Linked DNA regions of Mus musculus: region 2 is linked to region 1. A link is a loop called in an ENCODE intact Hi-C map of the cell type or tissue named here. Cell type or tissue: heart. All regions are shown on one strand. Each heading gives the region's core, and the rest is flanking DNA. Links, peaks and the distances in the headings are about the cores only.

Region 1 (8,338 bases), core at 234-8,233:
CAAATCATACTTAGTGGGATTGTATTCCTAATCCTCTGATTAATGCAGAAGTTGGGGAGACATGACTATTCTTGTGGTGGTCAGTGACTCTTCTGGGCGATCTGGTTCTAATGTCCATCATGGATCAGCTCAACCCGCTCAGGAGGGTAAGGGAATTGTAAATTACACTGTGAGACTAAAAGCAATTCCTATTCATATGGGTAATGGAATTTATTGCTTAAGCATAATGTCTCAATTTGGGTATCTAGAGTTGATCAAAGTACGACTCAGAATCCTTACAGAAAGCTACTTATGCTTCGTGCATTTGGATTTGAGGGACAAAAGATTAATGTCATGGGTTCCATATGTTTACCATCTTGCAAATTATGGATGACTAACAAGGAATCTGGATATATTGGCTGCAGTGTATAGGTGAGAAGCCTTGGGTGCTTGTTAAGCAAGAAGTCGTTGACCGGAGCCCTCGTGGACGCCCTTGAGGACTGCATTCTCAGAACTGAAATGGCAAGGGTCCAATTCAGATAAAACTGTGGAAGTTCTTTCTGCTTCTAGAGACTCTACTGAGTGGCATGGAATTGAAGTGTCAGACCCTCTATTACAATTTTGTAGTTCTAGTCGGATTAATTTGTGGAAATTGGCAAGCGCTTTTCACCCACTCAAAGCATGGAATGGAAAGTTGGAACTTTAATTATGATAAATTTCATTTGCCCTTTAATTTAAAACAGTCACACCTTTATGGCTTGTAAACCATTGCCTTATGTGTTACTGCCTGTGCTATGGCTCCCTAATGGGAATCAAAGCAACACTGTGCAGGCTGTACTCTCTATACTTGTGTCCATGCTGCTGTGTCTTTAGATGTTACCTTTGAAAGTTTATATATTCTCAGAGCTAGGCCAGCAGTCTGGATACAAGTGAGGCTGGCGACCATAGCAAGACTCTCCTGTGATGGTACTAATACAGAAGCTCGCTGGTAGAATATTAAGAATTCGAGAGATGGCTGGTGTACTGGCTAGTTTAGTGACAACTTGACACAGGCTGGAGTTATTACAGAAAAAAGAGCTTCAGTTGAGGAAATGTCTCCATGAGATCCAACTGTAAGGCATTTTCTCAATTAGTGATCAAGGGGGAAAGGCCCATGGTGGGTGGGACCATCTCTGGGCTGGTAATCTTGGTTCTATAAGAGAGCAGGCTAAGCAAGCCAGGGGAAGAAAGGTAGTAAAGAACATCCCTCCATAGCCTCTGCATCAGCTCCTGCTTCCTGACCTGCTTAAGTTCCAGTCCTGACTTCCTTGGTGATGAACAGCAATGTGGAAATGTAAGCTGAATAAACCCTTTCCTCCCCAACTTGCTTCTTGGTCATGATGTTTGTGCAGGAATAGAAACCCTGACTAAGACAGCTGGGTTGATAATTTCTGTGGTCCTGGGAATTATCACATCAACTGCTACTACGATGCAGCTCGAGTTGCTTTTCACACAGAAGTTCGAGCTGCTAATTTGTGAAAGATTGGCAGATGCATTCTCATGAACCTTGGACTCTACAGAATAGATAGACCAGGAAATAGCTGAGGTAGTAGCTGAATTGAAGCAAGCTCTGACGGTCTTTGGAGATCAGTTAGATTTATTGGGAGAAGAAATGAAATTAAAATATGATTGGAATGTTACTTTTTATTGTATTAGGCCTTTAAGATTCAACGAGAGCAAATATGATTGGAAAAAGGTTAAAATGTATTTGTTGGGTCATCCCAATTGTTCTCAGATGATTTATGTTTTACAGCAAGAAATTATAGAAACCTTTTCAGAGAAGATGCCTGATGTAACAGGGAATGACGTGAACGGGACAGGTCTTGCAGATGTTGTAGCTTCATTTATTCCCATGAATTATTTTAATAAGTTTCTTGTTCTTGTGATTTTTATAATTCTCTTTGTTGTGATAGCTTTACACATGTATGTATGTATGCTGATTTATTTACATAAAGCTGTTAGACAACTAGACAGACGAAAGGCCATATTTACAACTCCATAATATGCTACATTGTTATTCCTAACAAATCTGCTTAAAGAAAGAAAAGGGAGGTGATGTAGTGATATGGGCAGTAAAGCCTTTATGCTTGGATTTCAGAGAAATGTTTTAGCAGAGCCTTTGCAATGTTTAGATTAATCCGTGGAGGCTGTGAAATTGTTTGAGACTGTTTGAACCTTGAAGAAATGTCCCCCTGGAAAGTCTGTATTAGTTCCTGTGTGAGATCTTGCAGCTGTCTAAACCTTGGTCCTAAGACACTCAATGGAAAACTTGACATTCTTACCATGGGCTCACCATGGTCAAGATTTGTATGGGTTGTCTGTTCTAACTAACGAATAAAAGTAACTGGAGTGAGGTAGTCAGGTTCAGTCTTTTCCAAGAAGGCGGAACCCCTCTGTTCCTTCAGAAAATGTAAAGGTTTATCATCTTGGTAAGCTTCTCTCTATTGCAGCACCTGTGACCGACACCAACCATTACCAGTGTGTCCTTTGCAAAGGCTGTCAGTTTGCTGGAGTAGACCTCCCACTCACAGCATTATTTTTACCTTTTTAAAGGCAGTCCCAACAGGAGATACCGAGGAGTCAAACTTGTTAGAACATATTACATACATATATATGTACATATGTGATCTCCACATGATATATTTTATGTCCCCCTATAAAGGGAAGTTTAAGACAACTAAAACAATTAAAAAATGAGGTCATATTTATGTGTTCAAGCGCTGGATTGTCAGCTTAAATTTCTGTACAATGCCCAGAGACCCCCTACACTAAGAGGAGGCTCACCTGAACTGAAATAGCCTCATTGCCTGATTCCAGGCAACTCTGTGGGTTTTAGTTTTAGTTTTGTTTTTTAGGGGTTTTTTTTTTCCTTCTGCCATTTGTCCTAAGGAATGAAGATCTCTCACAGTACCAAACAGGTTTTCATATCCAGTGGGCCCTTAACATTTTGCCAACATAAACAAGAGTTGTAACATGACTTGTATAAGTATGAAAATTCATAATCATTGAAAGAAAAAAAATAGTGTGGGAGTAGTTCTTGGTACATTGTTTGCCTAGCATTCACAAGGCTGTGGGTTCAACCCCTGGCAACCCCATAAATTAGTCATGAAAGCATACCACAGATAACCCCAATACCTTTGAGGTGGAGGCAGTGGGATCAGTTTAGGTCATCCTTCCTTACATGGTGAGTTCAAGGCCACTCTGAACTACCTGAGATGCTATCTCAAAACAATATTAACAAAGAAACAATAAATTCTTATATTTGGGGTAGGTTGTTTCTTATACCATCAGTAGCTCAAAACAAGTTGCTAATAGATCTGACCTTTTGAAGTTTAACATCCTAATAGGAGTCTACCTCCTATTTTCTAGGTCTTCTTTCACTGCAAATATAAATCTAGTATATTTACTAGTAGGTGCATTTTATAGTGAACATAGAAAATGCACAAAATCTCTGAATATAACAGCTAAAGAGTAAATGAATTACTTTTTCTCAAATATAGAACAGGTGTGTATTCATGTAGTCATTTGCATACCAATTATTTTATTTTATACTGAATCAAAATTCTAACACACTATAGATTACTGAGGAACTTACAAAAAAATAACAAACAAACAAAAAATAAAACCAACTAAGCTTTAAATCACATTCGTGTAGAAGACATTTCCTTTGTATAGGATTTGGAGAGTCCAGCACCTACCTATCGCATATCCTATACTGATACTTTGAGCATCGAGTGCCATCTCAACGTGAAGATGCCTAGTTACTATAGGAGACCAAATCATCTCTGAGACATTTCTGGTTTGTTACCAGAGAACAAGGCAAATGCTAATGAGTGGTTATTCCTAACAATGTCAACACTGATGCTTGAAGTAGGCCAGGGCCTTGGTGAGTCCTTCCTGGTCCTTGGGAGTGTGGTCTTAGTGCTTGGTGAAAACAGGTATTATTCAAGTACCAATGATGTGACAGTTCTTATATCAAAGTCCAGCCACCTATAATAAATCAGCCTATTTAAAAAACAAAATTGAAACTGGAAAGCAGAAAAAGGCCGTTTATTCAAGGTGACCACATTGGGAAGAGGAACAAAGACATCCAGTGGAACCCCGTACCCAACCTCCGCCCGTGTCTTTGGCCATTGTCATCCGGGTTCAATCTCACCCTGTTAGAAGACGCTCTGACATTTTAGAGCTGTTGGAAAGCTCTTTCCAGAAGACAAGTTTCCCTATGGCTGTCCCCTCTTTCCTTCTCTCAGCCTGATACTTTGGGTCCATTCTTTCAGAGGCTGATAGATGGAGACCTGAGCATGTCTGGAAATATCTGCATCCCTGTCGAGCTGGCTACAGAGCATGCTAACGGCCAGCCCTCAGCACATGCCCGCAGTCTCAGTGGGGGCAGTCGGTACTTCCGGTGTAACATTTATCACTTCCCAGTTTGAAGATAGAGTGACTCGGGCAAATGTAAGGAGAGGCGCGATTTAATCTTTCTACCGCTTTTCTCATCGCGGGGTTCGGTTTTGTAAACCAGCAATGCCTGTGCATCTAAAACACTGATACAGGTCTTCTCTCGACCCCATGAACAGAGACAGGAAGGGTGACTCTGTAAACCAGCACCCACACTCCACCCTTCGCTCGGGGTTCGCACCCCAGCAGCTCCGGAGTCCCCAGAGAGCTTTGGCTCCGCCTCTTGCAGGACCTGAGTCTCCCGCGAGATTTTTGTCTACAATCTCGCGAGACCGGAAACAGGAACTGCGAGCCAGCCCATCTGTGACCTCCTCGCAGGACCCGGAAGTATGGCGTTTCTTCGTGTTACCCCGCGCGAACTCTAGCGGAGACCCGTAGTTGGCGAGCTCAGGCGGGGACCATGCTGACTCGGGTGAGGCTCTGGCGGTCGAGCGCCCCGGGCTGAAGCCACCGAGAGGCAGGGTGGACTGGGATGGGACCCGCACTGCCCACAGCCCGGAACCGTGCTGAGTGTGTTCCTGGTGCTGCTGCTGTCCCGCGGGCCGGCGACATTGTCACTGCGAGCTTTCTCAGCCCTGGGTGCACCCCGGTGATGAGGGGAGAGCCAGAAAGTTGGGGCGATGCTTATTTCCGTAAATAAACTTTGGAATACTTTTTTCTTTACAGTCTTACTTTAAAAGACAAACAACAACAACAAAACTTTTATGGCTTCTGAATTTTTTTTTTTTTTAGCATAGATTCACCTCTAACACTTGGTAATTACCACTTCGAGAAAAACCATGAAATAATTTTGTTACAAGTAAGGAGTTGATCCAACGGCAGGAACTGACATTTTAAAAATCAGGAAGCCCCACTCCTGACTAGCTATTATTGGCAGTAGCTGGCTTGAGGCCGGGAGAGAGTTGTCTTTGGGGTATGGCTCCACACCCCCATGTGCATAACGACAGCACTAATTGTTCCCGAGTGGATTTTTTAAAAGGACATGAAGTTGGAAGGGGAACACACAGTGGGAGTCTGGGTGGAGTTGGAGTGGTGTGGAGACGTGTTTATTAAAGTATGTTGTAGACAGGTATGGAAGTCTCCACGAATAAGTAGAGATATAAAGAAAATTTAATGTCACTGTCAACTTTCAATAAATATGTGATATCACAGTGTGTTGTCAGCACCTTTTTCTTATCATCATAGCTGAAAGCAAAATCAGAGGGGAAGCTTGCCAAACAGCTATGCAGAGTTGTGTTGGATCAGTTTGACAAACAGTATTCGAAAGAACTTGGGGATTCCTGGAGTACAGTAAGGTCAGTATGGTTCGTCTCTTGATATTTTGTGAGAGGAAAGGGAAGTATGTAGCAAATACCTCCTTGAGAGTGGCACAGTCCAGGAGGGAGGAGGTGACTGTACATTTTATGTGTGAAGGAATCACCTGGCATGTAGAAATGTGGGGCAGATAGTAATGCCCTCTCAAGCACTTGGCTTTTATCTGTAAAATGGGGAGGCACCACATTTTAAAACAACGCTGTAATAAAAATCCTAACTTGGAAGAAATTTAACTTAATGAAATTCAGGTAATACCAAGTCCTTAAAGTCAGTGTTCCTCTATCTTAGCTAAAGTCAGGCTTTATTTGGCAATTATTGTCACCATGCCATCTGTATGTGGAGCACATGTGCACATGGACAGACCAATCTAAATAAGCCTAGCATGCATGAACATGGCCAAGTGGCCATGGTGGAACTGGCGGGGAGGGAAGGCAGTTGGCATTCCCAGAGCGGGGACTAGACTGTAGGTTGTCCTCTGACCTCTGTGTTCAGCCGTACTCCATATCTCTGCAATAAACTCCATGACTTCTTTAAAAAAAGTGACAAATATGATTTGTGTTTTGATGAGTCTGAGCTGTTGATCGGAATGGTAGTGAATGGGGATTTGTATGGAATGCCTGATTGGTATATAAGATACCCCCTGGAATACAAAGAACAGTATAGTCCTCCTCTCTAGTTTACATGCAGTCTATTCATGGGAGAAGTCAATGGGAGGGGCACCGTACCATTCCAGAAACATGCATCAATAATAGGGCATTTGATTTATTTCAGTGTGTGGGTACCAGTGACAGCCACTGGTGACTTTGGAATTAACTTGACAAAAGGAACCAGACATTCAGGGCTGAGGGAAAGTTGCCAATCTGTTTTGCACAGCAGAGATGAAAAAGCGGTATGACTGGATAGTCTGAAAGTTAGCTCAGAAAGTAATGTCTCCGATGATTGTTTTATACCATCTCTTCTGAGATGAACTCAGTAGGTATGTCTTTTCAGAGAACAACTTTAAGCATAATTTGGAACAAAGAATAAAGATAAGCTGTGAAGTGGGTCAAAAATGATTTTAGGACATTAAGATATTTAGGAAACTTATAAAATGAAAAGGCAGCTGTTATTTCAACAATGCTACATTTTATGAGTTTTCTATCAAAATGTGAATAATAGTGTATATAATGAATTCCTAAGGATTTTAGTATGCGAAGGTATTCATTCATATAGACTATCTAAAGAACCACACACTTTGCATTTGTAGGTAGGTATTGTGTTCAAATAATACCTACTTAAGTACTTTATTTTTCTTCTGAGGCTATAGTGTAGAGTTAAAGTCATTTACCTAAATTCATTTAGCTGCTTAGTAGAGTTGGAGCTTTTGCCCAGTCTGCCTGAGTCCTGATTGATCTCCCACTATTGACAGCACTGTGCCTCATACGTAGGATATAATTAGCATACTTGGATGATTTAAAACAAAAGATTTGCAAGAAGTATTTTGTCTGAAGGCTTTTTAGTAACCTGGCTATTCATAACCTGCAATGACTTGATTTTCTACTTCGTATACCCAGAAAGACTTATAAATTACGATTTGACCCTGAACAAAATGAGCAGTGAACCTCAAAGCCATGTAATTAGCTGTGCCTTCTGCTCTATCTACCTTCTTGGTAGAATTTCATGGTAATTTAAGTTTTGCATAAACATGTACTAAATTTGCCATAGGCAAAATAAAAGCTTTCTTAGAAAGGCAGACCCTGGAAGGTGGCCTAGGGAAGTAAGGACGGAATTATACGTTTGTTTTATAACTGTTTGCAAACGTAATGCTACACTTCATTTAAGCACTTTTACTGTCAGCAGTCTCCTCCCTCCTCGTCTGGGAAAGAAAGAACTGCTCTTTCTCAGGTCTCTGTAGCAGTGGGGAGGTTTGCTTTCAAGTTCTATCACTGAGCTTTCTTTGTCCTTACATCCAGCTCGTCCCCTTCAGGGAAGTCTGTAGCAGAACTGTCATCTTACACTATGCAGTTCCTTTCCAGACCGAGGCCATTGTTTTCTGTTTTCGAGCCATTCCTCTTAGTTCTCCCCTTCAGTACACTTGAGTGCATGTTATTGTCTTCTAAACCCATGCTGCTTTCAGGATGGACTTGGGTTCTCTCCTCTGGAGGCATCACTGAGTCTCTTTCCTTACTCTACTCTGTCTTCGTAATAAAGAAACTTTACTGGGAAGTAGGTCTGAGGTTTTCTCTTACCTCCTTAGAGGTGGTCTCTGAGTCCTTGAAATGTACTGATAATGTCCTGATAAGAGTCAGACATTTATTTACCTGGAGGTTTGTGCTAACCCTGCTAGTATAACAAGGGAGCTGTAGACCACAAATTAGGAAACAACCTGCAGAAGAGTTGGTGTCTAATTAAAGTTGACTGGTATGGATGGACAGTCAGTTGAGTCTCTGACAGAATTCCCAAAGAGAGCTGGGTGCCTAGGTTTTGTGAGCATCATTGGTCAGCAACGTCACCTCCCATTGTTGAAAACTCTGCTTCCTCACTGTCAGGTCACTGTGTTCCCTCCCTT
Region 2 (8,338 bases), core at 287-8,286, 60 kb before region 1:
TAGCCTCTTTCTTCCAGTATAAATATTACCACAATGTATTCTGCAGTCACAAGCCAAGGGCTACATTATAGAAACAACTAAAGCCATATATTCATTTGCTGCATGGACGTTTATCCTCGGGGTTTTGTTTTTTGTTTTTTGTTTGTTTGTTTGTTTACTTTTTCACTTAGGGCAGAAAGCTGACTGACACAATTTCATTTCCAAACCAGGGAACTCATTTGATGGGACATGAAGAGCCCACTATTTCTCTGCTGTTCTGCTGGATTTGATTTGCTTTGGTTTGAAATGCCCCAAATACCACCAGCACTCATTGAAAACATCTGCAAGCATGGGTTGCAGCCATAGACGAGATTCATCACTACAGTTTGAGCGCCTTCAGTTCAACACCTACTGCTCCATTCTGTGTGGGTGAAACCCAGTCCCTCAGACAACTCAGTATCACATGCTGTGCCTTCTTCTGGCTTCTGTCATGGCCCCTTCATCTTTCCACAAGGTCCACTAGAACTGCAGTCCAACACCGCCATGATGGTAGGCCTCACCTATCCACATTTTCAAATAACGTTTTGAAATTGAAATACACATACATATATATGTCAAAGTAGTAAATGGTGCTGTACTATGTTCTAAATCCTTGCATTTGTTAGAATAAGAACTATTGAGTATATTTGCAACCCCTCCATTTAAAAGAAATTCTCTTCCTTAAAAGAGGAAGGTTTGTAAGGGGTCACAGACACCACAAGAAAACCTGCAGAAGCAGCTAGCCTAGGCCCATAGGGGCTCACAGAAACTGACCTGCCAACCAGGAAACATGTAGGGCCTCTGCACATATGTTACAGTAGGGTAGCTTGGTCTTCATGTTGGAGTCCTAAAGTGGAAACAGGGTCTGTCTCTGTCTCTGTTGCCTGCCTCTGGGACCCTTTTCTCCTATTGGATTGTCTGGTCTAGCCTCAATAGAAGAGGAGGTGCCTAGTCTTACTGCAACTTGCTATGCCATGGCCCATTGAGGCTAGCCCTTTTCGAAAGAGAAATGGAGGAGTGGGTAGTGCAGGGTGGATGGGTGAGTGGGTAGTGACTGGGAGGAGACGGGGCAGGGGAAGCCAGTTGGGATATAAAATAAATAAAATTAAAAAGAATTTCTGTTCCATTTTGGACAAATCTACCCCCTCAGAAATGTTTGGATTGTTAAACAAAAGAAGCTTAAAGTACTATATTTAATCTTCAGTGTGTAAATGTGCATGTGCCATGGGTCTTCAATGAACAGCTGCATTTTGGAATCTCTTCATTGCAGGAGGACAATTTTTAAGGATATTGTCAACTTTGAGATTTCTCAAAGAGGGAAAAGTTTCTAAATCGAATGAATATCAACAGCATGCTGCACCATAGCATCTCCAATACAGACAACAACAGAGAGGGTATGGAAGGGAACTTTAAAGAAACAGAGGCACTTCCTGGAAATGGAAAAAGAAAAAGAAACCTTTTCCAATTTTTTTGCTTGCAGGGGCTTACCTTCCTAGTTTCAGAATCACGCGTTCGTGTCAGAGTAAATGTACAATAACTGCCTCCATCACTGTAACATGAAACTTAGAATGATATCTGACGTGCTCAATAATAGAATTGGAGACTACATCCCTGGATAAACTATTGAGGTTTTAAACTTATAAGTTCATTCCAGTTTCAATCAATATCGATATCTGGATTCTGCTAAGTATTAACACTTTGATGGATACTATGCAGGTAAAATGTGATTAATACATATACATATATATATATATATATATATATATATATATATCCAAATAAAACTTGACCAAATTTGAACTCATTATCTAATCCTGTTGTCATACCAAGTTATATATTTCTCTGTATAATCTTTTACTAATTAAGTCACTAATACATTCATTCACCCTGATTTCTTTTGTAATATCCTTTCTGAACAATAAAATTTATGAGGGCAGAATTTTTTTAATGTTTGATTTTCTGGTATGCTGCCAGTGCCAAGAGTACTGTGCAGTCCATTGATAGTCAAATGAACAATTTGAGCCTGGGAATATTTCTGGTAGTATCAAAGGTGATCATGAAGTGATTATTGCTTTTGGTCGTATATTTGCTTGCTTGTTTATTTACAAGGCTAAAAATTGAACTCTTTGGCCCACACACACTAGAAAAATGTTTTACCATTGAGCTCTAGCCTTGCCACCAGATCTCTTTTCTTCCTCTCCTTCTCTTTGCCTTCTCTTTTTTTTTTTTTTATTGATAGGATCTCCTATCTATGCAGCCCTGGATACTCTGGAACTCTATGTAGACAAGGCTGACCTCAGATTCACAGAGAGTGTCAGTCTGCTTCTGTTTCCTGAGTGTTAAGATTTTAGCACTCAGGGTTTGAGTCTTATTTAGGATGATACCAGCAAGACTATTTTGTTCATTTATTTTGGTAAAACACTTGCCCAACTTTGGTGGTTTCTTTCTTGGTTACAGGAAATCTGAGTCTCCATGACTTTCCAGGTAGAGGTCCTCCATATGTTGGCATGGTAACAGACTCTTCCAACTACTCAAAAAGAAAGGAAGAACAGCATCCACTGCTGGGGCTGTTACATGCTTTTATGCAATGCTGATGTTCTATTCACATTCAAGTGGACACACATAGTTACATGGCATGCTTGATTCTGTAAAGGTACACCTCACTGGTTTTCTGTGTCTATAAAGAGAAGGGAACTAGAAATGCTTAGTATTTCCCTGTTCATCAAACAACTTAAGGCACTGGAAACCTGAGCGTCGTGTTTAATAAGTATCAACTGGAGCTATCATTAAGTACATTTTTGAAACAAGTGGTATCAGATATGGTTCCTGAATTGCTAAAGGAACACACACATAGCAAGTGTCTTCAGGAATGGAAGGGACAATTAAGTTTTCTAAGAGAGTATCCTTTTAAAAAAAAAATGAAAGCAGAAGGTTAGGTTTGGCTCTTAGAAAACATAGGAAGAATTGTCAGGGAGAGAAAATGGAATAGTATACGACCATGAAAGCACAGGAGAGGACATGAAATGGCTTTAGAAGCCATGAAATGTTTTAAGAGCTGTAAAATAACTTGCTTTTACCTCCACATTACCTGTCATCTCTTGTGTGGTACTGGGCCTCCTCTCTGGCTCCTGGTGAACTCCAAGGTTGTCAAAAAGAGGAAAAAAAATTCACCCACCACTATTTGGATGGATATGTCAAAATTTCACTTGACTGATAGAAACCCAGAGGTATCCACACCAGAGTATGGAGAGATTCAAGGGCTCTATATCTTGATGCCCAACACCAGTTATAGAAGCTACAAGCAAAACAAGAATATACAGCCTAGCATCTTGTTGAATTCACTGGACCACGATGTCAAGGAGCAGGAAAGAAAGCCAATACATAGCTCTCATGTGCATCCTATTTGTGCTTAAATAAAACCACAAAAAGGAGGGGAGGGAAGGAGAGGTAGAGACAGAGAGAGATAGAGAAGAGAGAAGAATTAGGAAGACCTCAGTTTCATCTAAATTCTCTTGGCATGGTTCGATGCGATAGAAACTCAATTATAGACTGGATGAAGGAATGGGCATCCAGAGCAGTGCTTTGTAAAATTGTTCACCCACAAGTTACAAAGCATGGATGGGAAGACTGAGTGAGCAGCAGCCTTGTTAAACTGACTGATAGTTAATGGAGACCCTTCTTCTCATCTGTCCTTGACTTTCCATCCCACCCCATGGAGAAGGAGATAGGTGGTTACAGTGTAACATGTGAGGCAAGTGACTGTAACTTTAAAACCTGACATTGCTTATCAGAAATTGCCTTGGACTTTATCTCTATCTCAGTAATACTGTGAAAGGGTATTTTTTTTTTTAAATTCCCATTTTACAGAAGAGCTACAGAGATTCAGAGCCAGGAAGCTCATGAATTAGAAAATAACTACTTTAAAACTCCAATGTATCTTAGTCCTAGACTATCATTTTTCCTTAAATGTTGTGATTTTCCTCTGCTCTCTCTAATTCTGCCATTATTTGAACTAACTCTCTCTCTTTTAGAATTTGAATGGATAAAAGTGGTTTTAAATGTTATTGCATGAATGTTGGGGAATTTGCCATTTTCCTCAATAAATGCATTGTAAATAGTCATAAAACACTTCTTTAAAAATAAAGCATTGCACAACATTCACAGTCTTTTCAAAAATCAAATGCCCATGATTTTACATAGCTGAAAGTCTCAGGAAACCATACATTAAAACAACACTACTTCTTATCTTTGAGTGGCAACTATACAATGTTTTTATCTTGTTCCTTTTCTGTTTGCACATTCGTCCGCAATCACATATTTATTTTGTAATCGTAACACCTTCTTACAAGAAATATAATTACCATTCACATATTTTTATGTAATAGCTATCCGATTAAAATAGCATTCTCATTTGAACTGTTAAGACAACTTAGCAAACGAGTTTTCCTAGTTTGTCTTTAGTTTATAATTGTCTCGGTGTTTTGTTCCTGAGTTCTTCAGCCTAAGTTGGCCTTAGCCCCAGAGGATCACCATCCCTACTGCACAACAAAACAGAACAAAACAAAACAAAACAAAACAAAACAAAACACGCAGACCGTCAGAGGTCTTTAGGTCTCATCTAAGGTACTGGAGATGAACAGGATACAGAAAGGTTGGCAGGCAATGCATTTTAATTGAGTAGAGACAGGGCTAGTGTGAGATTTCTCCAAGGAACCCTGGATTTATCTACAGACGCTCCAGTTGCCTAGTTACCAGAGCCCTTTTCTAGGAGCTCCGCCTTTTTCTTCTAGACCACGCCTACTTCCTCTTTCCGCCCTTTGACAGGGGGCGGGGAGCAAGGAGTCTTCGGCCGCTCAGAAGCCCGGGACGTAGTTCTGCAGCCTCTGATTGGAGAAGCGTGTGGTAGGAGGTTCCGAGGGCGGGTCTTCCGAGCTTCGGGAACGTCAGCACGTCGACGCGGGGGTTTTCTCTGGTGTCCCACTGACGCCGCTCCTGTGTTCCTGAGCCAGTGTTCGGGCTGTCCCGGGGCGGCTGGCGGACTCGGTTAGGGGCCGGACCCCGCGATCTGTCCGGGTCACCGCCCTCCCGGCCTGCCCTCTTTCCGGTCCACACTAGGGACGCCTGAGGCCGTGGGGTCCCTGAGCTGGGCCGGGGAGCTCGGGGCTCATCCCCTCCTCCCGAGGCTCGGATGGGAGGTGGCGGGAGGAGAGACCTGGGATGTTCAGTCTGATGGCCAACTGCTGCAACTTGTTCAAGCGGTGGCGGGAGCCTGTCAGGTAGGCTAGGGCGCAGGCCCGCTGCCCTGAGGGATGGGGACGACCACACCCCTGGGACAAGCCGGGCGCCGCCTCTTCCCTAGGCGTGAGAGGAGTAGGCCAGGTCTGGGGGAAACCGCCCTTCCCGATGGGACCATCCCTGGAGCGGGAGTTCAAGACTTCTAGCCCCTCTTATGTCTGCTTGACTAAGTTTTACACATGTATTTTTGAATTGCTTGACATTTCTTAGAAAGATGCATGTGTGAGCATGTCTGTGTGGGGAGGGGAAGGAGGGAGATAATTATCCATTGTACTTTTCTTCAAAGCCTTTTGTAGTGGAGATGTTTCGTAAGAGAGGTGCGAAGAACAGTTTTCCTAATAAACACACACACCGTTGTAGCTTTCTCCATCTCATCTCTCTCGTACACATCCGAGAACACAACCACACTCTATTTTGTTTGGCTTTTTGGCTCTATTCCTTACTAATTATATGAGTCAACTTGTATTTGGCCCGTCTTCCTTATTTATTAAATGAGGATAGTATCTGTGCCTAAGAAGTGTTGGGCTCAATTAGAGTGTGTGAAAGGTAGTGTTTTCTTAGCTGTAATTTAGCTGAAGTTTTCATGTACACTCTAGTATCACCTTCTAATTGGAAGGTCTCTTGCTTCATGTTTCATTTTTTTTCATCAGTACATGTGTGAATGTTCAGTGCATATTACTTGGTGGTTTATTCATTAAATGCTGTCAAGAAACATATACAGGCACTGTGCTAGGGTGGAGTCAGGGAAATTGATGTTTCTGAAACCCAGAAGCCCAAACTATAGAGTGTGTTTCTCTTTATAACTATTGACTTTTCCTACCTAGGCCTTGGAATTGGACCATAGACAAAATCTAGTGAAGTGTTTTGTTTTGGTTTTTTTTTTAAAACCCAACCTTCACAGATATACGTCATAAAGATGAACAGTTCTTTAAAGAATACGTCTGAAAAGCAACACTACACACATTTATAGGAAAACACATACCTATATTTGGGAAAGAAATGTGCTTTAAGCAAAACTTGGCATTCTCCCTGCCCCTCACCTCCCCCTTATTGACTCTGGCTTTGAATGTTTTAAGTGAAAGTGATAGAATCACCAGTAAGAAGGTGTGTTCCGCACTCTGCGCGCTGATTGGCTCTAGTATTTTGGCTGATTTTGTAGCTTCTACTTAGACTTGAAAGCCTTAACATTTTCCCTCTCGTACTTTCCTCTGCTTTTAAAGAATGATTTTGTAGGAGAGTATTGGAAGATGAGAATAACCAGATGTTTTAAATTCATCATTTGTAGTAGTCATTTTTCACAGTAATAACAGCGTGGTCTTTTGAGCTTTGTTTAGAGAACAAACCATTTAGGGAGGGGAAGAGGTATTGAATTTTAAGTACAAGAGGTAACTGGATTTTACTAGCAAAACACCATTAAGATTCAGCCTTAGAAATCTGAGTTGTAAGGGGGTTGTCTTAATAAGTGACACTTGGCTCTGTGCTACCTAGATTGAGGTGCTGGTAAGTGAAGAGATGTCTGGACCTTGGGAGGTTTTGTAGCACTGTTTAAAGAGCATTGGATGTTGAAATGATAACTCTGGCATTACCGAGTTAAGCAATCTCTCTCTCTCTCTCTCTCTCTCTCTCTCTCTCTCTCTCTCTCTCTCTGTTGTTAGATAATTTAAACCAATGTAAGACTTGCATTACCTTTCTGTTATCTCATGCTACTTTAGATTATGGCTAACTTCAGTGTTCAGTGTCCTTGCTTAATGCCTGATTTGTAATGGTGGCTGAAGAGATGTTTATCAAATATTATCTATCATTTGCTCATCTGTTACCAATAACTGTGCTTACATAAATGATCTTCGCATGAGTTCTAATTACTTTTTTTTTGGAATAAAGGAGAAGCAAGTAGAAGCAAGTAAGCTGGTTATAAAAATTAAAATGCTTTGCTTTTATGACTTACATAATTCATGAGAAATTGCTTCTATTATGCTCATAGGTTTTTTTTTAGTCTTTTAAGTTTTAGATGTTCTACTTGATGTTGAGATTTTTTATATATAATTCTAAAATATATTTGCAAATGTGAGAGGACAGTGTAATGATTTTTAATATTCAGACTATGCAGAATAATAGATTCTATACTCTTCACGGAAAGTTCTCTCATCAAACGCAGTTCTTCGTTTGTTTAATGATAACCCACAGTCCGCTGAGTGTAGTAGATTGGCTTGATATGTACCAGGCAGGAGACCGAGACCCAGTATTAAGGCACCTGTCTGGATTAGTAATGAAGCCCAGGAACCCAGCCAGTTTTCAAAGAATACTTATCATCCGAGTCAGAACCTGAACCCAGGCTTTCAGGCTGGGTAAATCAATGTTCAGTTGACTGTAGTATCAAACCCACAGACTTGTCCCAGTAGGAGCCATGCAGTACAGCGCTAGAGTTTTAGTTTGAATGTTCTTAAGATTTAGAACAACCATGAAAACAGCCTCAGTGGAATACTGTTAACTTCATGCTGTAGTGCAAGTGTGCCTGCTTTCCCACATATAGTCTTCATCTCTTTCGTTTGGTGTGTGTGTGTGTGTTTTGTTTTCACCTTCCTCAGTCTGTAAGAGTTGCCATCTTCGAGGTTCCTTTGAATAACATTGCTTAGGGCTTTTGAGGTTGAGCTTGTGCTTGCTTGCAGAATATCCCTCAACTTGCTTTTTAGTTCCTTGTAATTTGAGTAAAGGCAGTATATCTTGGGGAAGAATACTGCAGAGATGGTAAGTCCTTCTTCTTAAGCAAGTGGTTCTACGGTGCACATAATAATAGCATGTCATATCAAGGGGTGGGTAGTGCCAGTATGTTTTATTGCTGGGAAGGTTAACCTTGACCACTTGGTTAAGGTGTTGTCTTCCATGTTTTTCAGGATAGTGTTTAAGTTTCCTAGATTGGAATTGGAATCCTAGAAGTCTTAGCATCTTCCCATGTCCAAGTTGTTGATGATGTATTTGTCAGAGCATCTTAAGAGAGGAAATCTGGGCAAGTATTTGAGGCATAGCT

The links. A loop is a pair of places that touch in the nucleus more often than their neighbours do. Peaks named below come from ENCODE experiments on the same cell type or tissue, not always from the same donor. Only the 100,000 strongest peaks of a DNase experiment are listed, where the experiment ranks them.
Region 2: a loop joins it to region 1, with 12 times the contacts of the local background. A loop is called at or near these places in 11 of 42 quality-filtered maps.

What each region holds. Positions count from the first base shown.
Region 1 is chr16:62,783,221-62,791,558 of GRCm38, reverse strand. Nsun3 (NOL1/NOP2/Sun domain family member 3) reads left to right here and starts at 4,843. Exons shown (of 6, transcript NM_178925.3): 1 at 4,843-4,888; 2 at 5,662-5,771. The coding sequence starts at 4,877. In heart, for the core only: no CTCF peak of the experiment used is centred there; a DNase peak (open chromatin) is centred at 4,738; H3K4me3 peaks cover 2,134 bases; H3K27ac peaks cover 1,536 bases.
Region 2 is chr16:62,843,641-62,851,978 of GRCm38, reverse strand. It overlaps Arl13b (ADP-ribosylation factor-like 13B), which reads left to right and starts at 4,939. Exons shown (of 10, transcript NM_026577.4): 1 at 4,939-5,294. The coding sequence starts at 5,236. In heart, for the core only: no CTCF peak of the experiment used is centred there; a DNase peak (open chromatin) is centred at 4,868; H3K4me3 peaks cover 1,547 bases; H3K27ac peaks cover 920 bases.